Regions from separate parts of the Mus musculus genome. Here region 1 is linked to region 2. The links are chromatin loops, found by intact Hi-C in ENCODE. Cell type or tissue: left cerebral cortex. All regions are shown on one strand. Each heading gives the region's core, and the rest is flanking DNA. Links, peaks and the distances in the headings are about the cores only.

Region 1 (12,098 bases), core at 1,301-9,300, 69 kb before region 2:
GGTGTGTTAGGCCAAGTCTCTGGAGTCAGGGCTCAAAGACCTCACAATGCCAGAGGTCCCTGAGTGCGTTGTGGAGACAGCTGGGAACAGTTTTCCTTCGGGTCCTGGTCCAGAGGAAGTGCTGGGTGGGCTGTGGGATCCCTGCCCCTCTTGGGCTCTTGACTTTTTACAAGAGATGCAACCTTTATGGGTCCTGGTTTTCTCCTTTGCAAATGGCCATCTCTGTTGCTTGGGTTCTGGGACTGAATCTACTTAAATGGTGACCGTTGGCCACCTCCGAGTGTTTCTGATACATCTTGGTCCTCCCCAAGGTCTTGTTTGTAATGAGCTTTGAGGTGATGCTGCTATTGCTGCTGTTGAAGCAGCCGTCAAAGTATGCGTTTAGCCCAAGCGTGTAGGCTAACCTACGGGTTTTCACCCACCTTGTGAGGTAGTTCTCTCGTACGTGCATCACCCTCTGCCCATCCCTATCCCCTCACTTTCTTTATCCGGACCTTGGATGCCAAAGGAGATGACTGTAGTGTCTTCGAGTTTGAAGCCTTGGTTTCTCAGAGCGGCTTATTTTACCTATTCTCTCCAAGAAAGACTGTGGTTGAATGACTGACAGAACCATCAAGCATTGACTTTGCTCTCTGAAATGCTCAAGATTCCTCACAACAGCTGTCAGTCTGTGTTGGAACTTTATTGTCCCAAGTGGCCTGAACTCAGGGACCCTGTGTAGGGGTGGGATTCTTTCACCTGAGCTTCTGGAAGGGAAGGACCCCTATAGTGGCTGAAGAGTGGAGATCTAGAACCAAGAAGGTGTGTGCTGAGACCATGCAGCGCTGCTGAGACATTCCAGTGCTGCTGAAGGTGGCTGTGGAGACTTAGTGCTTGCTGAGATTGACAGCTAAAAGCCAAATGGATTAAGGCTGAAACCGTGGCTACCCTGTGTACACTGAAAAGGATGGACTAGCTGGTAGGCAGCAGGGAGTCACTTTACCTTCTTGTCAGTTAAAAAAAAATAATGTGTGTGGGGGGTGGCACACACATCCCACAGCCTGCTTGTGGAAGTTTGAGAACAACTTTACAGGGTTGGTTCTTCCTCCTTATGTGGGTTCTAGCAATTGAACTCCGGTCACCATTCTTGTGTAGGGAGTGCTTTTACTCACCGAGCCAGCTCATTCAGTTTTGCTTTATAAAGGAGTCCCTTTCTTCTTTTCTCCCTCCCTCCCTCCCTCCCTTCCTCCCTTCTTCCTTCCTTCTTTGCTGTCCTGCTCCTTAAGAGCTGGAAGATACTAGGTTAGTTGCAGTTGGAACAACTCCCCTTTGCAGTCCCAAGGCCCTGCCCTCCACTTCCCGCTCCCAGCAGCTGTGTCACATTGGCCCTTGTGCTTTCATAGCTATAAGAACACGTGGGGAGCTCGTGGCTTGAGCACACATTTATGACTGTGGTGTTTGAGACATCGTGATGTTCTCATATGGGGCTCTGTGTGGCCATTCTCTTCCCCAGGGGAGAGCACAGTTGTCCTATTGTCTGTGGTGTAGCGGGTGAGACATGTGGGTCAGCACGGGATTGCTGGGCTGGAAGATGGGAGTAGCTGTTTAGCAGCTTTTGAGTCCTTATGTGGCTATGGTATGGAAGGAGGAGTTTTGGAGACACTCTCAGGAGCCTCTGGGTCACCTGACTTTGTTGAGTTGAGTACACCACAGCCTTGAAGCTTAGCTCCTGGAAGTCTACAGAAGAAGCCTGCTGGGGTCTGGTGGGCAGACTGCAAATTAGGGCAGAACAAAGTAATGAGAGTGGGTGGAACCCTGGCCACACTGTGAAGCTGACACCTCTCTGGGCCTCATGAGGAATGCCTTGCTGGCCTAGAGCTAAGAGAGAGCCCTCAACTCTCCGCTTCCCTGCAGCTTGCTGGGTGGAGTGTCAGACATGTTACTTGGTGGCTTCCTCTTAGAGTACTCTGAGCCCAACACTGACTGTTGAACTCCTATCCATCTATAGATCCCAACACTCACACCTGACCTTCTCCAGGAAATCCCAGCCCTTTACCTCTCTCCTAGGGATTATTGGCTCGTTCCTCTGTGCCGGACACTCATCCCGTGGCATCTATTAAGCCTGTAGTTGTCCTGTGTGACCATTAGGTCCCCCGCACAGTCAGTCCAGTAAAGGTTGGAGTTGAGACAGGACTCTGATGCCAGGATGAAATAATGAAGGAGGAGACATAGGAAAGGTGTGTGCAGGATCTGCCTGTGCAGTTGGAGTCATCTAGAATGCAGTAGCACCTGAGTGCTTGACTCGGTGGGATAGCTCTGCCCCTTAGCCCTCTGTACTCATTAGAGTGGAGCTCCTACAAAGCACTCTCTCTGGCCCAAAGGCTAGCCTATACACACTGCCTTACCTCTGCTCTGGCTTTAGTTGGCATTTTCTAAAAGCTGAACATACAGGAAACGGCTTTGGAGCAGGTCTCTGTGCTCTAGGATTGCCTATGACTAGGTGTGAGCCCAAGACAGTTGAGTTGTAGAAAGTTCTGTGGGGGATGTGTGTGTCTGTGTGTGTGTGTGTGGGGGGGGTGTTGTTTAGCTAGTCAGTAGGCATTCTGATCTGCTCTTCTGCTGTGGTGCCTGGGCTTCAAGCTCTGTATGCTGGGGAGGTTTAAGGTTTTGAGTTAGTGTCAATAACACTACTTGATAACATGGAAACCTCCACAAGCAAGAGATGGCTCAGCACTCTTTAGCAGCAAAGCTGAGACTTGACATGGTGTGGCGAGTATGGTGTTCACCATTTCTAAAAACACAAAACCAAATCAGGTTGTGCCCAGTACCTAGCCCAGGGGTCCCTCCAGCTCCCAGTGTTCCTCCTGCTGTCGCTTCCCAAGAGCTCAGATTCGCAGGCAGGCCTCACCACACCTGGCCTCGTTCCTTCTCAGCAGACATCTTCCAAGTAGCCCTGCCTGCCAGCTACTGTGGTTGGGACTGACCTAAGGTAGGTTTGTGCCCTCTAGAAGCTCTCAGGTAACTTTGTTTGAAGCCCAGAGTGATACAGAGCCTGAGGGCCTGTCTCAGGGTAGAGGGGGCTTCCTAGAGTTGGAGGAGGAAGCTTGAAGGAGGTTAGTTTGGAGTCAGAGAGGGGGGTGAACAAGTCCCAGCCAGACAGTGAGTAGAGGTCTCAAGGCATGAAACAGTAAAGAGTATTTAGGGGCTGTAGGAGCTTCCTGTGTTGTAAGTGACAGCAGTGTGTGTGTATGGCACCAGCTCAGCTCTGAAAAGCAGTCTGGACCCCCAGCCACGCCCATCTTCTTGTTAACCTGGCAGAACTAGCCCATGCATGTGCAGGCCACTCTGTAAGCTGGTAAGCTTCTGTGTTCTTTTTATATGTGTGGGCATGGGTGTGCATGTGTGCATGTGTATGGAGTCTAGGAGTAGGCATAGACTACCTCTAATCACCTTAATGCTTTTTGGGTTGTTTTTAGACAGTCTCTCATTGAACCTAGAGTTCACAGACTGACTGGCCAGTGAGACCCAGGCTCCGTTTTTTTCTATACCCCTTCCCTGACCCCGCGCTAAAGTATACCTAGCACATACTGCAGTACCTTAATTTTTACAGTTATTAGGGTTCTAAATTCAGGTCCTCATGCTTGCATGCCAAGCACTTTACTGACTAAACCATCTCCATGGCCCTTATAGTTTATTTCTATTAGCTTCTAAAAATGTTCTGTAGTTTTGCATAGATCAATACACAGAAGGGCATTCCTTGGTGAGTGTCCTGCCGCAGGATCCCCATTTGTCCTCCCCGTGGACAGCTGATGTTAGTTTAGTTCTTTTATATCCTTTGAGACTCCTGTCCATTAGTACAGTATCCAGTTTCTCCCCAGTGAGAGCTGCTATACCCTTTCTTCCATTTCCCTCCTTTTGACTTGGCACTGTCTGGAAGGTGTTCTGTTGAGACAGCCATACTCTCATAGCCCTGCGCTTATTCACGCTGCTCCCTCTGTTAGATGGTCGGGGTACTTCCCAGCCTAGCAGCGCCACATGGCCTGTGTACTTTGTCTTGAAGGATGGATGGATAAGCGCTCAAGGCTCCTGTGATTCACCGGGACATGGGGAAGAGTAGCAGTAGTGTGGGACTAGGACACTGGCGAGTTGTTCCTATGCATCTCACGGTGGACCTGCTCCTCTCCGCGGCAGTTGGGTTCCACTGAGTTTTAGAGGAAGCAGTTTTGTTACTTAGCTGCCTTTGTGATTTCTCTGCAGAGGGGCCCAAGCCCCTCTGTGGGCTCTCAGAGAATGAGGCTTCTCCAGGGGGTGTGGTCAGTATTGCTCAAAGACTTCTGTACTGACTCTGACCCTTGGGCCACACCCAGTTGCAGGCATGACCAGGCCAGTCAGGCTGAAGCAGCCTGGCTCTACCAGCCCTGCTCGGCGGGACCTCAAGTAGGCAGATGCTCCTTCTGGGCACTTGATAGGTTTGTGCCACATGAACATCACAGCTGTAGTGCTTGTTTGCCAGTTTGTTAATAAGTCAAGTGTACAAGGACCTGCTCAGGCAGAGGACATGTAAGGGCGTGGGAGGGAGCCATCCGGGAAGGCTTTGTAATCTTTATAGCACTGTGGTGCAAGGTTTTGGACCTCACAGAGTCCAGGTTTGTTACACTATTTGTTATTAAGCATGGACTTTCTCTTTTTAAAATTATTTTACTTGTGTGTGTGTGTGTGTGTGCGCATGTGTGTATGTGTGTGTAGTGTGTGTGGTATGTGTGTATGTATATGTGTGTGTGGTGTGTGCACGTGTGTATGTGTATATGTGGTGTGTGTGTGGGGTGTGTGTATATGTGTGTGGTATTTGGTGTGTGGTATGTGTTGGTATGTGTGGTGTGTGTGTGTATGTATGTATATATGTGTGTGATGTGTGGTATGTGTGTGTGGTGTGGTGTGTATATGTGTGTGTGTGGCCAGAGGTCAACCTTGGGTGGTGTTACTCAGCAGTCATCCACCTTATTTTTTGAGACGAGATCCCTCCTTGAGTCCTGGAGCTCACTGATATGACTAAGGTGGGCAGTGAGTCCCGAGAATCCACCTGATTCTGCCTCTCCGAGACTGAGATTACAAGTGCACACCACTGTGTGCAGATGCTATAACCAGATTTTGGGAATCAAACTCCAGCCCCCACCTTGATTTTGAGAAAGCTTCTTCCTCTGGGACCTGGAGCTTGCCATTTAGGCTGGACTGGCTGGCCAGTGAGCCCTAGGGATCTGTTGTTCCTGCTTCACCAGAGATGAGATTGCAGACCTGTTACCCCCACAGCTTTCTGTGTTCTAAGGGCTCGTCTCAGGTCTGCTTGCTCTTATGGTAGGCATTTACCGCTGGAGCAAGTCCTCCACCCCGCAGGTGTGAGCTTTGCCTCTCAGTGATTTCATTTACTCACCCATCAATCATCACCGATTCCCACTTCCTGGAGCAGAGAATGTGGCTCTGGATGGCTGCGTCTTCTACCTTACCACAATCCCAGCACACCCAAAATACTCGCTCAGTAAGCTGGTTGAATCAACTGATGTACTTGCTGATCAGATAGACTTCCCATGACCTCCATGTACCATTGACTAAGCATGGATTTTGTGCCCAAGTGCCAGGTTCTCATCTGTCCTTAACTATTAAATTTCATCTGTTCTCATCTCATTCGTGGTTAACTGTGATATCATTATTTAAATGATTTATTACCTGTATACAGACATTGTGAGCCTACTTGAGTTTTTATTCACTGTGGGTATGCAGGAGCCCTTGGAGACCTGAGCAAGGTTATCAGATTCCTTGGGCCTGGAGTTAAAGATTATGAGCCACTATGTGGGTCCTAGGAACCAAACTTGGGTCTTCTGCAAGAGTGGTAAATGCTCCTAACCATTGAGCCATCTCTCCAACCCCTGTTGTTATTTTTAAGTCTGAGAGCGTGAAACACCTCCCTAGCCTGGCTCGTGATTCAGGCCGGCAGTGTTGGTGGTTTGTGGAGCTGTCCTCTTCCATATGGCTACATGTCTGAGCTACTTACTTGGTTTGGGAGGTACGTGGAGGTGGAGTGTTCAGAGCCTGCAGTGAGCCTTGCTGCTGACGCAGTGAGTGGGCTTCCTGAGAGCAAGGACATCTGCACCGAAACCTGGTTCCGATGGTGCCGCTGAGGGATGACGGCAACGGCGTGATAAGTACTGCAGCAGCCTGCGGCCTTGGCTGTTTGTCAAGCACTGTCGGATATATTTTGGACAAATAGAACAAATTTCTGTTTCTTCTGGGGCATAGGTTATTTTTGATGAGGAAGATGGTGTATTCATCTTTGGGAACTGGGTTAACTCTTTCAGGGTCCTTTGAATCTCTAGAGATGTGCAGAGATTGGTTTGAGGCTTGAAAGAGGCTAGATAGCTTCCCAAGATGCCTTGCTTCTAGCCTGGGTGATTGGTTGGCTAGGCTGTTTCCCCAGATTCCACCCCCAGGTCTATACACTCATCCTTTACAGGTGACTTGCTGGAGAAGGAAGTGGAGAAGAATTTGCAAGTGAGACACTTGCCCTTTCTTCTGACTCCACACCCTGTCAAACATAGGAAGGAAATCCCAGAGAGCAGCCTCTCCTCCAAATTTCTCCTGTTAATTCCATGGCCTGTTCAGTAGACTAAACACCTGGATCGAGCTTAGACTTAAGACTTAGTGAAGCCTTTAGTGGGAGTCTCTTCTCTATCTAAAAATGCTAGAGTCCGGTGATATTTTGGTCTATCTGCTAACAGCTGGTTGCCCTTGTACATGGAGGGTCCTCCTGCTGTGATGCTGCAGCCAATGCTGGAGTGGGCTTTCGGGAGCTGATCCTGCCCTTTGGAACCCCCCCCCCCATCCTGAGGACCAGATAGATGGTTCTGGCAGTGTGACCCAAGAAGGCTGGTACTTTAGTGGTTCTTGTCTGTCATAGACACACCTGCTGAGCAGCTCCGAGCCTCTCAGATGTTGTTTTGGCAGCTGATGGTGTTCTTGAACTTGAAGTTGCAGTGATGTAGGATAGAGGAGAAAAGACAGAAAGCTCAAGTGTGATTGGTCACTCTGATTAATTTCTGTACCAACTCTGCAAAATAGATTGGGTCTGACACCACCTGATCAGGAAGGGGAAGTCTTGAAGTGTGCACTGAGGTCAGGATGTGCTTTATGTGTGGGAAGTCCATTGTGGTTCCTACAGAGCTCAGAGGTCTGTTCCCAGTATTACCTCCAGCGTATCACACACAAAATAAGTGTGATCCTGGCTTGGATGAGAAGGTCGGCTCCATTCACCTCACTGCCTCTGTGATAAAGTGCTGTAAGTGACAGTGGTTAAGAGGCTGCTCAGTGCCTCAGCCTTGGGTCTGACAAGCACAGGGGAAGTCATGCTTTTCCTTGTTTGGCTGATCACTGAAGCCATACTGTTAGGAAAGCTGCGGTGTACCCTGGGCTGAGGTAGGTTGGCCTATGAGAAGGAAAGAACATTTCTACAGAAGGGCCCTACACCTCATAAGCATTTCCTGAACTGAGGAGATGGCTGAGTGGGGAAAGTACTTGCCCATGTGAGGAGCTGAGTTTACATCTCTAAAACTACTTAAAGCCAGTGCCATAGTGTGCATCATCAACCCCAGGGCTCCCAAGGTGAGATGGGAGAATCCTTAGAAGCTTAGGTCCAGCCAGCTTGGAGTACACAGTGGAACTGAACACATCCCAGTATAGTGATTGTTCTGGGACCAGTGTGGGATTCCCATGTGCATGTAACAGGTCAGGAAACCGTGGCTCAGAGAGGCATAGAGCCATGTAGCGGCTATGTTCCTATACTTGGATTTCTGAGAGAGCTAGTTGACCCATTTGTCAGGTGAGGGTGACTAGGCTTAAAGGGGAGTGACTGGGCAGATAAGGCGGTGCTGGTCAGTGAGCGGCATTGCTAGGGCCAGAGTCCACACTTCCTAAGCCCCACCCCACCCTTACAGCCCACATAGCCACTTTTCTGAATGCCTCCATTTTTAGTTTTGTCTTTAATTTTTTTTTAGCCCCTCCCCTCCCCTCTTTTGTAAATCATGGATTGATTAAATTTGGTGTAGTAGAAATAGGTCTGCCTGATGGGCAGGTAGGTCATGATTGTCTTAGGCTAAGTGGCTTACCATTGCGGTAGCTTATCCCTAGGGCCCTGCCCTGTCACAGTCCTGTTGTTCAGCCCATGCTGCTCTTCATCCTGGAGGAGAAGGTGCTGTGTAGCTCCATGCTGTCAGTAAGTACTAGTTCCCCGGTGGCCTGGGCCCATTTCCTTCCTTTTGAGATGGCTTCACACACTCCAGGCTGCAGTAAGTTCTCTCACGTGGCAAGTGGTGAGAACTGGAGTAGTGCACATAGGAGCCCATCCATCTCTTTGTTGTTTCTCATTGATAAACAAGTGCTTGACAGGCCACGAGTGCTGCTGGCCTCAGTATCAAGACACAGCATGGGCTCTCTTGTACCCATGTGCAGATCTGTTCTGCTCTCCATCACAGGACATCTGTGTCTTGGAATAATGTCATTCCCTTCCCTCTCGAAATGTTTGCATAAGAAGAACAGAAAATCCCTGTGACAGTGAGCCAGTGATTGGAATGCCCTAGAAAACGTAATTTACTATTGTGTTTTGTTTCCTCCCCTCTATTAAGAGGGGGGAGGGGGAAGCAAAGGCCAGGCCCCTTTTTAGCTGTGCACTGTAACTTCCAGGCCTTCCTCAAATATGAAACTCCAATGGACTTTGATTACCTGGAATTCTGGCCCAGGAAGCATGTATTCATCCTATGACTGAAGAGAACAGCTTTTATGACATGTCTCGTTCTGAAGCAGGCATAGGGTTTGGTCCTTCTTCGTTTACAGATGTCAGGGTGCTTTGCACTTGCAGGAAGGAAATTCCCCTCATCCCTTGAGCGCCCAGCGTCAGCAGTGAGCACAGTGACAGGATTTTCTATTTTTAGCCAGTTAGCGAGGACTTCGTAAGTGTCTGCTCTCTGACATGTGCTAAGGGTTTTGGTGGATCTAGTGGTAATTCCGTACTCCCACCAAATAGGACATTATTTCCTAACCTTACACCTGAGATCACTAGAACACAGTTTTTATGCATTGCCTTGTGTATTAGCAACATAGTACAAGCTGTCCAGGGCCAGCTACATAGTTCACCTTGGACTGATCTTGTAAGTACAGCTGTGAGACTTTCCAGCTTTCTGAGGTTGATCCTCATCCTTGATTAGCAGATAGACATTGGTGAGGCTCCTGCTGTGTGGCCCAGGACTGAGTTTGAGGAGGCCACACCTAAGTTGCACACATTACACGTGAACTTTGAGAGAAGGGTAGAGTGTGCTGTGGTAGGCATGCAATGGAAGACACAGGCCCAGGGGACAGTGGGAAGGTGGATGAACGCAGATCTGGCTGGAGTACTGTAGCTCCCTCCATGCCTGGGAGGGGCTTCTGTATGCGCTTAGCCGAGCTGCACAGATAAAGATGAAAAGTGATGGCTTTGTATCCTTTTTTCACCTTCAAGACAGCCCTCATCTGTTCATTCCTGCTGCCTGTAGTGTGGCCTGTACTGCTGTGCTAACCTATATTCCAGAGGGCTGGTGCTTGCCCTAGATTGCTTAAGAAGAGCTGCCTTCGAGAGGAATATGCACCATTTCCGAGTTAAAGCAGTGCGTGTGTGTGTTTGTGCATGTAAACATGTGTGCATGTGCACACAGGTAGGTATAGGTGTGTATGTGGTTGTGCGCATGCCTGTGTGCGTGCGTGCATGCATTCATGCATGTGTATTCTAAGACAGGGTCCCTCTAATTAGCCAGAACTTGCCAAGCAGGCTAGGCTAGCCAGTGTGCCTGAGGGGATCCTCTTGCCTCTGCTTCCCTAGTGCTGGGATTATGTGCAAAGTTTAGGGCTTTTCTTTTCTTTTCTTCCTTTCTTTGATTCTTTCTTTTTCAAGTAAGTCCTAGAAATTTAACTCAATTCTTCATGTTTGCAAGGCAAGCACTTTACTGACTGGGCCATTTCCACAGAGTCTAGTAGATATGACAGCCTTTGGAGTTCAAGCAGCTATAAATTGAAGCTTTGTGTTTAGTAGATCTAAGTTGAGGCTTGTCAAATAGGTAAGCTTCAGGTTTAGTGAGAGACCCTGTCTCAAAAAATAATTGTGCACATACCACACACACACACACACACACCACAGATACACACACACACACACACACACACACACACCCCACAGATACACGCAGGTAGCTTTTCGTGAATACAGATTCCACTGTGGGGTTTTCTTAAATCAGCATTGGTACTGAGCATATTCTTAATGCTAAATTCTGACTAGAGAGGCTTCCTAATCAATCTTCCATGAGTACTGCGGAGCCTGGGCTAAGTTGAAGTGTGTACAGTGGTGGGGATGCACAGTCTCAGGGCCTCCCTCAGGCGGAAATTGCAGTAGCTTTCTTGGTCTGGAAGGTAGCACTCTGGATGAAGTCCCTAAGCAGCTTTTCATGCAAGGGTACCCCGCTGGTGGGTGCAACTCCCTTCTCTGGGCAGCCAAACCAGGAGCAGGCCTGCAGGACCCAGCTGCCTCAGCGATGCTCACTCTTCTGACTTGTTGTAGAATCTGATAACAGATTCTATAGACTGTGTGATCACGGAGACAGGCACTCCCCAGGTGTTCATAAATGTGTTCCTGGATCCTGACTCCAGATGACTTGTCACGAAAGTTTCAGTGTGCATAAGACCTTCACAAAGATCGTATGGCCTTGCCAGCTCCTGCTTCCTTTGCTTAATGAGGGGAAGTGGAATGCTAAGACACTGTCAGGAAAATCAGTGTCTGTGGCCAAGTCCACGCTTAGGTTCCGGTCAGGGTTCCATTTTTAAGACACTGAGATGCTGCTGCCTGTACAACCACACAGACTGAATAGAGATGTTAAAAGGAGGAAGAGGTTCAGTTGTCCTGGCAATTTCTAGTGTGGTCAGTTTCTTTTAAAGGATTAACCTTTCAAAGTGTATTTCAAAGTGAGGGAAGGTGATGATGGACACCTTCCCTCAGTGAACTCTTGCAGTCTTAAGATTCATGGGGAATTGTGTAGTTTGCAGAGCTTCCGTGTGTTAATCCATTTAGCATGCACTCCTGCCACAGATGCTCCATATGTGCTCAGCATCATTCTCTGGGAGCCAAGTGCCTGACCTACAGGTGCTATCGCATGGCTGCTTTCAAGAGTGTAAGCCCACGAACCTCACTGAAGTATATAGGAGAAAAGCGAGACAGTTTCCAGTTAGGAAGGACTTGTGTGAAAGCAAAGCTATTCCTGTCCCTGTGGTATCAGAGAGAGGCCCAGGCTAGGTGTGGTAGTCCACAGCTATAGTCCCAGAACTCAAGGGACTGAGATAGGAGGATTGACACTTGAGGCCAGCCTGGGCTACAAAATGAGTTTCAGGCCAGCCTGGACTATAGGATAAGACCCTGTACCAAACAGAGGGGCAGAGAAGAAAGCATGAGTGTGCTAGGGAGGGAAACAGCCAGGAGTAGGCCTAGACTTGGGTGTTGGTCTTACCCTGCTGGCGCTGTGGCACTGGCAGGTTCTTCTGGCTTTGAAGTGTGGGTAGTTTAGCTTGTTAGACTGAAGCCCAACATCAGAAACAGGAAACAGACATGGAATAGTGGAGGTAGGAATACTTCCGTCTTCCCTAGCGTATCTTGTGTTGTTTTTCTGACACATCTTCCAAACGCCTGACAACTGCTAGTCTTCAATTCTATACTTTTATCATTTCAAGAGTTTGTTACAAATGGTATCATATAGCAATTTAACCCTAGGGGAGTCACTTTTTTAAGCCCAGAATAATTCTCTGGGAGCTCGTGGCGTCTGAGACTAGTTCCTCCTTTTCTGCTGAGTGGTCTTCCCTAGAATGGATGAGCCACTGTTTAACCAATCACCACTGACGGACATTTGGATGGGTTCCTGATTTGACTGTTGTGAATAAGGTATTTGTGGCAGGTTTTGAGGTGACCATGTTTAATTTTCCAGGACAAACGCTGAGGAATGTGATCGATTGCTAGGCTGTGTGGTAGTTGCCTGAGTGGGTTTCTGAGGGGCACGCGTGGGATG
Region 2 (12,098 bases), core at 1,570-9,569:
TACAATGGGTGGTTTGCAGCTTATTCACAGAGCTCCATTACCACATGGATTTTAAAACACTGTTGCTTGCTTGCTTGCTTGCTTGCTTTCTTTCTTTCCTTCTTTCTTTCTTTTTTTAAAAAAGATTTATTTATTGTTATATGTAGATAAACTGTAGCTGTCTTCAGACACCCCAGAAGAGGTCATCAGATCTCATTATGGATGGTTGTGAGCCACCATGTGGTTGCTGGGATTTGAACTCAGGACCTTCGGAAGAGCAGTCAATGCTCTTAACCACTGAGTCATCTCTCCAGCCCCACACTTTGTTGCTTCTTAAAGCAGAGGTGTGCCTACTGGTTATTATTCCCCAGATTTGCCAAATACTGATCTGTGTTCTGCCTGCAGACTTATTTATCCTTGACATTCTCTGTACACAGAACCACACAGCACACATCCTTTAGTGCCTGCCTTCTCTCTCTCTCTCTTTCTCTCTCTCTCTCTCCCCTCCTCCTCCTCCTCCTCCTCCTCTCCCTCTTTCTCTCTCTCCCCCCCCTCTTTCTCCTCTCCCTCTATCTCTCCTTCCCTTCTTCTTCTTCCCTCCCTCCCTCCCTCCTCTCTCACACACTCACACACACTCACACTCAGACACTCACATTCACTCCTAGGCCTGTTCCAGAAGTTGTGAGATCTGATTGCACATCCATTAGGTGTGAAAATTGGGACAAGTCTCTTCCTCCTTCAGCCTTGATTGGCCCATCTGTAGGGTAAGATGGTTGCCACTGGCTGAGACTCACTCACTTTTCCAGTATGGATTCCTATTCCCTGAGTTACATTCCATGGCTCACAATATCTAGAATGGCAGCAATCAGCTCTAGAGATAGAGCTGAGAAGACCCTGGTGTGCAACAGTCCTGCCTCCTGGGTCCAGTTGCAATCTCTTAGAATACACAGCTTCTAAGCAGCTGCAGACAGCCAGGGCCCGTCACCCTCTCTGAGGGCCAGGACCCACCTGTGTGCCCCAGAGCTGCTGTGGAGGCTGCTCCAGGACTCTGCTGGCCAGGACTGCCCTGAAGGCTGTGGGCTAAGACGGCATTGGCTTGGGCCCCTAGCCAGATCCCTGTGTGCTTTGGAAAGATCCCTTAACTTCTGTTAAGCAAAGAATCCTCTTCACAGCAAACTGAGTGAAGTGGTTTCACAAACTCCTTCCTGAGTTTGCACTGAGTGGAATGTTCACTGAAGAAACAAAATGTTTGTTTTCTAATTGTGAGGGCTTAGGGAGGCCCTTGAAGTTGGCTTCCACACCCTCTGTGTTCAGGCATGCCACCTGCCATCCTGGGGCCTAGAGCAGGAACAGAAACCTTCATGTGTCCTGTTGGGTGGCAGCAGAGAGGAGACACTGGCTAACGGCCATTCAGAAAATCTGCAGGGTTCTAGACCTCCAAGATCTTTTCTTACCCACTCTAGGTCGGGGCCCTTCAGTAACACTGTGAGGCAGTCCGTGAACTAGGTGGTGGGGCTTGACCAGGGTTCCCTGTATGGTTGTGGGGCATGATCAGGATTCCCTGTATGGTTGTGGGGCATGATCAGGGTTCCCTGTATGGTTGTGGGCATGACCAGGGTTCCCTGTATGGTTGTGGGGCATGACCAGGATTCCCTGTATGGTTGTGGGCATGACCAGGGTTCTTTGTATGGTTGGCAGGGAACAGAGTAAAAATAGGAACGTGAGGCCTGCTCCAAAACGAGGCGTGCAAGGTTGAGTATACTAGGGATCGAGCATGCCAGTGAAAGAAGGGAGGTAGGAGCTTGGGTAGCCAGAACAGTTGGCAGGAGAGGGCGTTCACATGACTGCACGGTCCAGAGCACATGTTGGGAGCAATGAGTTGACTGGAGTAGGGCCAGGCTCTGGCCTGTCTGGAAGGTTTGAGCCAGTGAGCATCGCTCTAGCCAATCCTTAAGAACTCTGAGTCACGTGGTTAGCTTGGGCGTTTCCTGTTACAAAACAGCCCCGCCCTGACAGCGCTCTATTTGATGGGTGATATCAGGGACTCTGTTGGGCCTTTCTTTTACTCCTCAGGGGTCTGGTCCTGCTATCTCTGGCTAAGGCCGCTGGCCCTTGGTCTGTTTTTCATGTTCCTAGGTTCTTAGGGGGCTATGCCTGTTCCAAAAATGACAAGCTCTATATTAGGTCATCTTCTTCAAGTCCATTCTACCATCTGGTCCTGGAGCCTCCAGCATTACCCAAGACTAGAGCACAACATGTAGAATATAACAGGAAGGTGGTCCCCAGAGGTACAGCAAGGGAGAACCAGAACAGAGAAAGCCAAGGTCCAGAGTGACTGTGGGTAGGAAGGTTTTTCCTGAAGGGGGCTTCTCAAAGCTTTGTGGTGCTTTTCCTGTGGTGGCTCTGAGAATGGCAGGATTTAGCAGCCATATAACATCCCTGTGGCTTTCTGGCCTAGAGGCAACTCCCAGAGTTTTGAAGTACATCATGTCTCCTGGTCCCTGGTCCCCTGTTAGTAAGAAAGGACAAATGAGTGCCTGAGCTGAGATAGGCCCTGTAGTCTGTTGCTCATTGGTATAGGTCCTAGTGGGGTAGCCACAATCTCCCAGCATGAAGCAGGTGCTTGCAGGGCATTTGAAGGGACATTGGGACGCAGTGGCCCACAAAGGAAGGCAGGAACCTTCCCAGTTACAGGGCTGGCTTCCACACAGCAGGTATTTACCACCCCCATTAGTCTGTTGGCTTCTAGAGCCTGTGATCTGGGAAGAGTCCGGAGTCTTTGGTGACAAGTCAGCGGTGCTCTCAGAGTCCCTTCTGTCCTCAGTCCTGGCATCCTGGCTCCCACCCAGTTTTCCAGCCAACATTTCCTACATTCCTGAGGGTCAGGAGGCCATCCAGGCTTTAAAAGGCCCAGAGGTGAGCACTACACAGAAGTGGGTTGGGTGTGGTGCTGCTGACCCTGCTTAAAAGAGTATGTGTCAAAAGCCAAGTCTGGTGGCCTCTAACCCCAGCACTCAGGCAGCAGAGCAGGTGGATCTATGTGAGTTTTAGGCTAGCCAGAGTTACACAGTGAGATTCTGTCTCAAAATAAATAAATAAACAAATCAAAACAAAATCTAGGAAACTACATGCTTTGTCAGCCCCAGCACAAAGGAGACATAGAACACTTGTCTCGTGGCCTATTGTTTTGAGATGCTTGCACAGTTCTTTGTTTGTTTTGTTTTTTTTTTGTTTTTTCGAGACAGGGTTTCTCTGTATAGCCCTGGCTGTCCTGGAACTCACTTTGTAGACCAGGCTGGCCTCAAACTCAGAAATCCACCTGTTTCTGCCTCCCAAGTGCTGGGATTAAAGGCGTGCGCCACCACCGCCCGGCCGCTTGCACAGTTCTGTTGTCCAAGTGTGTGCTGGGTAGGAAATGGCTCCACTCAGGCAGATCCAAGGGCCCAGCCTCATGCAAGGCCAGCTGGAGCCAGGCTACCCACCTGGCCGCACAGACTGGCTTTGTGATGGTGGCATCTTAAGGAAGACGTGAGGTGGCCCTAAGAGCTAGAATATGGGGACTAAAATGTCTCCTTTTTTAAATCTTTATTTATGTGTTTGTGCATGTACAGGTACACATGTGTGATCATATTCAGGTGTGTGTGTGTGTGTGTGTGTGTGTGTGTGTGTATACATGTGGAAGCCAGAGTTAGCCTTGGGTGGTGTTTCTCAGTTCCCGTCCCATTTATTCATTTATTCAATTCATTCTCTTCTCATGGGTATTTATGCATGCTTTCATGAATTTGTATGCACCCCATGTGTGCAGCAGCCTGTGGGGGCCTGAAAAGGGGCATCAGACCCCCCTAGAGCTGGAATTACAGGTGGTTTTACGAACTGACATGTGGGTGCTTGGGATTACACCCAGCATCCTGCAAGAGCAGCAGTGCCGCTGAGCCGTCTCCCCAGCCCCCCAGACCCCCACCCTGGTTTTTTTTTTTTTTTAAGTCAGGGCCTCTCTCTGGTTTGGACCTTAGGTCATGCTTGCTAGCCAGCAGGCCCCAAGGATCTGTGTCTCCTTGGTCCCTAGCTCTGGGATTACAAGCACGCAGCACCACACCTGGCTCTTAAAAACAAAACAAAGTCAAAAGCACAGGGACTGTGAAGATCCAGCTCAGGCCCTTGTGCTTACGTGGCAAGCATTTTAGTGACAGGGCTGTCTCCCAGCCCCTTAACATTGTTCTTATTTGTTCATTAAAAAATGGAGGGGGTGGCATTAAAAATCGAGGCAAGCATGGCAGTCTTGAAGAGTGGTGGCGGCAGGGGTGGGATGGGAGGGACTGGGTACTTTTTGTCCAAGGGAAAGCAAGCTTGCGCCCGGTGAACGCAGCCTGTTACTCTCAGACGTCCTCATGTAGCATCTGTGTATAGGACACACTGGCTGCTCAGAGGCTGGTGTCTCCGGCAGCCAGGACTTCCTGGAAGACTCAAGGCAGCTAGTGCGACCACTGGACTCTAGACAGGCAGGGCCCAGCAGCAGCATCGGCTCAGGGCCTGAGGAACAGAGGCACTGGGAAGCAAATACGTGACAGACCTGGTGGTCACATGTGTCCCATCTTGAGTACCATGTTTCAGTTCCAAGAAACAAAGCTTGAGTTGGGGATTAAGCAGGTGGTTGGTGGAGGGAGGCTTTTGAAGAAACCAGGTAGAGGGCAGGGAAGCCTCACAGGACGGGGAAAGACCGTGTAGAGAAGCAACACAGGAGCTGGGCCTCTGCCTCTGGCTCAGGTAGCATGGCTAGCACTTGAGATGGCATTCCCCTGGTTGCAGGATAATACTTCTTCCACCTCTGACAGTCCATCTTGAGCTGGGATTGCCTCTATGAGAAAGCTGTCCTCCACGCTTCTTGGCCCCCAGCTATTCTAAAAAGGACAGCTGTAAGCAGGTAGCAGCCAAGCAAGCAGGTGCTTTTGTGGGCCAAGGGAACTAGGTAAGACATCAGCAGACACCCCCACCCCCAGTCTGCCTCGTTGCCTTTGCATTCCTTAAAGTAACCCATTGAAATAGCTGGACGAAGATCTGAGCAGTGCACTTCCCAGGTGAGGGCAACAGAGAAGCCCAGACCCTGTGGCTGTAGAATCTGGGTGGCCTGTACTCCTCCTCTGAGGCCTCCAACAGGGTGAGAAGGATGCTGGGCCATCTGTTCCTAGGCATACACCCCCAGCCCACACACACCAGCTGGTCTGTCTGCGTCCCCAGATGCCCACGTCTAAGTATGAGGGACAGGGCTTATAAGCTTGGGGCCCTTGGCACCCAGGCAGTATTCCCTAGGGGGCGCGGGGGAGCTTTGCTGTCACCTGCTCTGCTCAGGCCTTCCGTGTCACTGCTGAGGAAACAGACGGTTGAGTACCTCAGAAGACCTTTCTGGGACCCCATCACCATGCTTGACGTGCTGGCCCACAGCACCTGCGGCAGAGAACAGGCTGATCCCAGCACAGGGCCCTGCAGGGCAGTCACCCAGTCCAGGCAGCAGGGCCGAGGGTATGTTGGTTTGATGTGTTTCCCTCGGGGGATTGGGCTTCAGCTTATGCCAGGAAAGCAAGGACCCCGGGAGCAAGCCACCTTTATCTCTGCTCAGCCCAGAGCCTCCTACCCAGAAGTAAGATGTTGCAGTAAGTCTGTGTACAGAAAGGCCCTGTGGCTGGGGGAAGGAAGATATATCAGTGTTTTCCAGCAAGCCCAAGAAGGCTGGGGCTGAGGCTGAGCTAGAGCCTCTGCTGTGACTGGCTAGAGCTAGAGTCGGCTTGGCTTTATAGAAAAGTGCCCTGGGAACAGCTTTGTTCTATAATTCCTCTTGTGGACTCTAAGAGTGGGCTCAGTGTCTCTGGTCTTTAGCTCAGGGCCGTAAGGACAGTTTCCACTGAGCCTGCAGGCCTTCTTGGTGGGCCTCAAGAACAAAAGTTATTAGGTGAGGCAAAGTAAGCCCTAGAGTAGCAATTTCAACTTGGAATGATATGTTCATGTGGCCCTTTGAATCTTACCACTCTGCCTTCTCCCAGACCTTTGAGGGTACACAGGCCTCCTCACGCATGGGAACAGCAGGAGCTGCTAGGAGAGGGGAGGCAAGCAGTGCTGAAGATGTGGTGGGCCTGAGCATGGGTGAACTCCATGTGTGACTGCCCGAGTGTCTTACCCACCAATGGGCTGAGATTCTGGACAGCAGGCTCACTGCCCCACTGTGGCCGCAGGCACAGTGTCCCCTGCGGGTGGGTCTTGCCACTGGATTATGTGGTGGTTCTCATTTTTCACTTTGGCTAAATGACTGAATTCTGAGTCATCAAAGTTTTCCAAATGACACTGGCTTTGCAGGCAGAGGACAGATAAATGACTCTGAGGACTACTGGGGGTTTTCTGTGGTAGTCTGTGGTTTGCCTGGAACAAAATGCATCACTCAGGCCTCATAGCTTCCCACCCTGCTATGAAGAAAGAAAAATCTGTTATTGTAGACTGTTGGGGGAGGCATGACCCCAAGATGCTCTTGGCCACCCATATTTAACAGACAGACCAACGTTCAGGGGTTGAGATAGCTTGCCTGAAGCCATGATGCCATATGAGGCCGACCCTACTTCTGAAATGGCCAAGTGACCTTGGTAGTTTTTAGGTCCAGCAAATGGGTCCCTGGTACTCTACCATGGGCTATGTCACATGCTTAACATAACTGCTAGTGTTTTCACTGTAACAGGAGACCCCTACAGCCAGTAACTTAGGGACAACAGAGTGGCCTCTGGTTCTAGAGGCCAGGAAGGTCATCGTCCCTGCACTAAAGGGGCCATGCCTGCTAGGGATTGCTTCTTCACAGATGGCACCCTCTTCTTGTGATTCTTAACATGACAAAGGGGGAGATGTGGTCTCTCATCCTTACAGCGTTAACTCTCAACTCACCAGGGGCTCTAACCCTGTGACCCCAGCACCCACCAGTGACCCCACTTCTTGATTCTTTAGGCACTGACATATGAATTTGGAACACACAGTCTGGCCACATATGCTGTTACATTGGTCACAGAATTGGGACCTATTAGCTATACCTTAGATCATCTGCTGGGCAAGATCAAGATGAGACAGGATGATTCCAGCAAGATAAGGAGAGCACAGCCCTAGAGCACTAGGGTGGGGTATTTCTTTTGGGCTCTATCCCCAGGCCCTGCCCTTGCTCACTTTACCAAGAACAGTGAGGCCCTGTTCTGGCATCTGACATCTGGCACAGTGGGTAGGTGTGGTGATCCTCAGGCACTGCTGCCATTACCCAGCCAGAGCAGTCAGCGAGGACTTGAGGCTCGCAGGTGTAAGCATTGCTGTTTACAATTACACACCTGTTCAGGCAAAAAGATGCAGTACTTACTTAGCCAGGGATGCAGGAGAGGGGGTTGGGCTCTGTGAGCTCCTGAGTCCTTGACTAGTCTTGGCCTCACCCCTAGGCCTCCTCTACCCACTCAGCTTGTCCCAGGAAAGCATTGCCATTATTGATCCATCTTTCTTGTGCCATGATGTCTCACTCAGCTCAGGCCAGTAGCCTGGAAGGCAGAAGGGACCTCTGAGGTGTGCCCAGATACTGCTGTGGCAATGAAGGAATGCATCCTGTGACTATGGGTTTACACTAGACAGCAAATCCCAGCATCAGCAGGTTTACAGCTGGCTGGGGGTCTTCTGGCCTGAAACCCAGAGCTGAGCCCCTCAGCACCTCAGCCTGTTTTTTTTTTCTCTTTTATTTATTTCTTGATATTTATTTATTAGGCAAATTGTGGATGGGTGTGTTTGCTGTTGTGAGCTTGTGGAAGTCTGAGAACAACTTTTGGGGGGGGGGGTCAGTTCTCTAGGGATTGAACTCAGGTCGTCAGGCATAGTGCCTTGTCTTTGTCCATTGAACCAACTTGTTGGCCTCTCCTTTCTTTGTTAATTGAAAGAGCCCAAGAAAAGTGAACCAATCAGGAGGGTGTCTTTTGTGGAGTGTCAGGAACAGTGTGTGTGCCTGTGACAGGCACAGCCACCTTCCCCTAGAGAGAGCACCTTTCATCTTCTGTCTGTTGAGCCTGTTTTAATAGCCTGTTTGCAGTGGCAGCCAGCAGACATCTTTATTTCAAAGCGACACAAACACTTTGGCCTTTGAAAGGATTGGGGCCCTTGGGACAGGTCTGTGCCTTTCATTGGCAGGTGAGAGGCAGCAGGTGCTATTAAGTTCCTGTGCACTGGGGAAAAGCCAAAGCCTCTTTCCCCGGTTGCTACAGGGCCTTTGAGGGAAGTCAGGCGGGCCACGAGTGCCCCTTGCTGCAACAGCCCCTGTCCACGTCTGCTTAGGAGACCCACATTCGAACTGTGTTGTTGAATCTCTGGTTTGGTGGCACCACCTGACACTCCGGTCAGTGGCTTAAGACAGTATTGTCTTCGATGGTTCCTTCAGCTATCCCTGGTGCCTCACCAGGGAGAAGCTCTTGTGCAGCCACACTTCCTGCGGCTGTTACTATAACACCTCTTTCCGATGAGGCCACTGAGGCCCCCAGCGGCTGAGGGCTAGAGGCAGTCGAGCCTGCTCCTCCTGCTGCAGATCAGTGTGGGTCAAAAGTACCGTCCTCTAGATACCAGCTTCTTCAGCTCCAGGAGGAACCCAGAACTCAAGACCAGATCCCTGAATGGTTCTGATAGTACTCAATTAAGACGTCAGATAAAGATTTCAAATGCCCCCTCCCTGCCCCGCCCCGCCCCGCCCCATCCCACCTCTTTCTGGACAGAGGAAGTGGGTAGGGTAGGGGTTATGGCCACAGCATAGCCTGGTGCTGATTCCATCTAACTTGGCCCCCTTCTCGTAAGAAACATGATATTGTGTCAGTGAGCTCACGGCCACCCTAGTCTGTGTCTCTTGTCTGAAAGGACATGTGGAATCTGGGTCATTCACTAGTTTTATTTAATACAGTGTGGCCATGGGTATTCATGTGGGGCTGGGGATGTAGTTCAGGTAGAGGATAAAGTTAGCACATGGAAGGCTCTGGATGTCCAGCCTCCAGTACCACCAAGAAAAAAGTCTTGTATCTGTTCTTCCCACAGACCTTAAACTGTCTTCTCAGACTCAGTCAAAACCTCAGATTAAAAAAACATTCAGGGGCTGGTGAGATGGCTCAGTGGGTAAGAGCACCCAACTGCTCTTCCGAAGGTCCAGAGTTCAAATCCCAGCAACCACATGGTGGCTCACAACCATCCGTAACAAGATCTGACTCCCTCTTCTGGTGTGTCTGAAGACAGCTACAGTGTACTTACATATAATAATAAATAAATCTTTAAAAAAAAAACATTCAGGAAGAGGCTAGAGAGAAAATTCAGTGGTTAAGAGCACTAACTACTCTTCCAGAGGTCCTGAGTTCAATTCCCCGCAACCACATGGTGTCTTACAACCACCTGTAATGGGATCTGATGCCCTCTTCTGGTGTGTTGGAAGACAGCCAGTGTACTCATACATTAAATAAATTAATTAATTAATCTTTAAAAAAAACCACTCAGGGAAAACATTGTATCGGCACATAAAGAGCGAAGGGCACAGTATTAGCAGCCTCTGCTGAGCATCTGCATCATAGCAGGTATAGTTCTCAGCTGAGGGCTGACTGCACACATCACGTTAGGTAAGGATGTGCGCACTGAAGAGGGAGTGGGTCCTGGCTGGACAAGGGACACCTGGGATGAAATAGCCTTAGATCAGACATCTTGTTACCAGGCCACCTATTAAGTCTGAGGTTTGCCCACCTCACCGCAGCTGCCCACAAGCTGGGCCTCATCACATTTTTGCCTTTTATGTAGTGACTGGCCACAGGTTGTGTTCAGTGGCCAGAGGCACTTCTTCATGAACCATCCTCAGACTTGGTGATCTTACTACAGCCTGGCAGATTAACTACCAGCTAGGCTTTGTGTGGTTATGTAGGATGTGTGGTCTGAGGTTCCAAAGCGAGTCTGGCCTCTTCACTGACCACTGTATCTCTTCCTCCACAGAACTGTCAGACCTTCAGCAGCCTCAGTTGCCTGAACATGGGGGTGGACGACCACAGCTCCCAGAGCCCCTTTGCCCTCGTCAGCAGTACCCGATCCTGGACCGCATTGCTCTCAGCCTCCAGCCCAGGGGGCAGGACTCCTGCTGGGACCCCAGTTCCTGAGCCTGTTCCCCACTCCTTTGATGACCAGTTCACCTGCCAGGAGGACCTATCCTGTGACGAGTCAGATGGCTGCAGTCTAGATGAGGATTGCTGCAGGAAGGGGGATCCGGCCACATCCTGGCGGGACCGGGGAGCCTGCACGAACAGCCTCTGCTCTTTGGATGGCGAGCTGGACATTGAGCAGATAGAGAACAACTGAGGGCCCTGACCTGGGGAGGAGGCACTCCTCTAGGCCTTAGGTCACTCTAAGGGGGACCTGGCTCCTGGGTCTGACAGAGGCTCCTCCAAAAAATGGAGCCCACCCATTTTCAAAGGAACCAGCCATCACCCTGTAGTGCCCAAATTTGTGAAGGCAACTTGGCCACACCTCACAGGCGACAGCTGGCCTCCCACCAGTTCCATGGAACTACTGTAGCCCAAAACAGGTTTTCGGTTTGGTATCCTCCTCTTTGTTCCTTACGGAGTGCTGGGTAGCCACCATTTTCCAGTAGGGCTGGGCCAGCTGCACCCTTCAGGTAGGATGCCGGGGGCCTGAGCCCCCTTATAGCCTTGCTCAGGTTCCTTCTGGGGAGTTACCCAAAGCCTCCTTTACTTAGTTTACTCCGTGCCTTCTCTCCCAGGTCTCCCTGGCCCAGGCTTGGGAAGGTTCGGGAGACACCTCTTGTAGTGACAGCAGACCGTGTGGCCTTAATCCATTTGGGGCACTGGCAGGGATTCTGGGATAATCCATGTCCCATTTTTCGGGATCAGGGGATAGTTAGGAATGACCAGAAGCCATCCATATTGGGTAGGCATTTGGTGGTTGTGTTGACTGAAAGGTGGGCCCACCAGCTCTCCCATGTCACCAAGAATCACCCACACCTCTGCCACCTCAGGGGCTGCCTTGGCAAGGCTGACATTGGTAGCCTTCCTTCTGTCCCCAGTCCCTGAGAGCTGAGCTCAGTGAATTCAGCTGTGTATAGAGATGTCAGTGGCAAGATGACCTCTTCATAGTGTCCTCAGGATCTACAAACAGGTGCAGAAGTCTCGGCCCTGTGTACATTCCTGGGTAGAGGGATGTCTGCTGGCTGCTTTGCAGGCTAGCCACTCTGCAGGCTCCTCTCTGTAGCAGTCTATGTTGGGGGCCTGCAAGCCTCCACCACATTCCTAGCACATTGTTGCTTGTTCACAGACACTGCTGGCTTTAATGAAAGCATACCACCGTTGGCTTCAAGACACCCCCCACCCCCAGTCCACTGATGTGAGCCTAGCCCCAGGCTCTCCTCTGCAGGCCCAGCCACAGCATGGCTTGAATCACACTCCCCCTTGCAGCTCCTCACTCCCAGCATAATTCCCAGAGGGCATCCGTTCCGGCAGCTCCCCTCAGTCCTCCCTGCAGACATGCTACAGGGCTCTGCACGCTGGGACTCTGGCTTTTAGCAAACTTGGCATCTTCTGCAGACAATAGCAAGTGGGCTGGCTTACACAAGTGGCTTGTTTTCCCATAAGGCTAAAAATAACTGGTGCATTCTCTTGGGTTTGCGGACATGTGATCTAGGCACATTTGTAGTTGCTCTGCTGTGCCTACCCTCTGAGATTTCACTGTCTGCTGGCTGAGCCCAAATGGCTGTTACCTTTCTCCTAAAGAAAGACCTTGATGGGAACCTTTTGTTTCAACTTTAATTTGTCCATACACCAGAAGAACCGAGGCTCAAGTTCTGATGTATAAGGCAATGTTTCTCTAAAACCAGACCCAAAGTACAGGAAGCCCCGCTCCTATAACCCCAGGTTGGGTAGCCTGGTGGGTCCCTGTGGTGGTGGTCGGGGCCCAGCTGGCCTTGGGGGCACTGAGAAAGCAAAGTAGAAAGCTGGTGGAGGCATGACCTACAAGCCCTGCCTGGTGGATCACAGAGGAAGGTAGTTGAGAGGGCGTGGGATGCACACCCCAGTGCCCTGGTTCCCAGAAAGCCCACA

The links. A loop is a pair of places that touch in the nucleus more often than their neighbours do. Peaks named below come from ENCODE experiments on the same cell type or tissue, not always from the same donor. Only the 100,000 strongest peaks of a DNase experiment are listed, where the experiment ranks them.
Region 1: it touches region 2 in a loop (3-fold over the local background); 6 of 42 quality-filtered maps call a loop at or near these places.

The regions. Positions count from the first base shown.
Region 1 is chr7:132,783,009-132,795,106 of GRCm38, reverse strand. The region is part of intron 1 of Fam53b (family with sequence similarity 53, member B); the gene reads left to right. Among named protein-coding and RNA genes, the nearest start is that of Fam53b, 25 kb to the left of the region's middle. In left cerebral cortex, for the core only: no CTCF peak of the experiment used is centred there; DNase peaks (open chromatin) are centred at 5,410, 6,053, 8,452, 8,862 and 2 more places; H3K27ac peaks cover 7,831 bases.
Region 2 is chr7:132,713,889-132,725,986 of GRCm38, reverse strand. Fam53b (family with sequence similarity 53, member B) reads left to right here. Exons shown (of 5, transcript NM_001381858.1): 5 at 9,985-12,098. The coding sequence ends at 10,344. Among named protein-coding and RNA genes, the nearest start is that of Fam53b, 94 kb to the left of the region's middle. In left cerebral cortex, for the core only: a CTCF peak has its summit at 9,410 (motif pointing left); DNase peaks (open chromatin) are centred at 1,835, 4,454, 4,645 and 5,204; H3K27ac peaks cover 4,443 bases.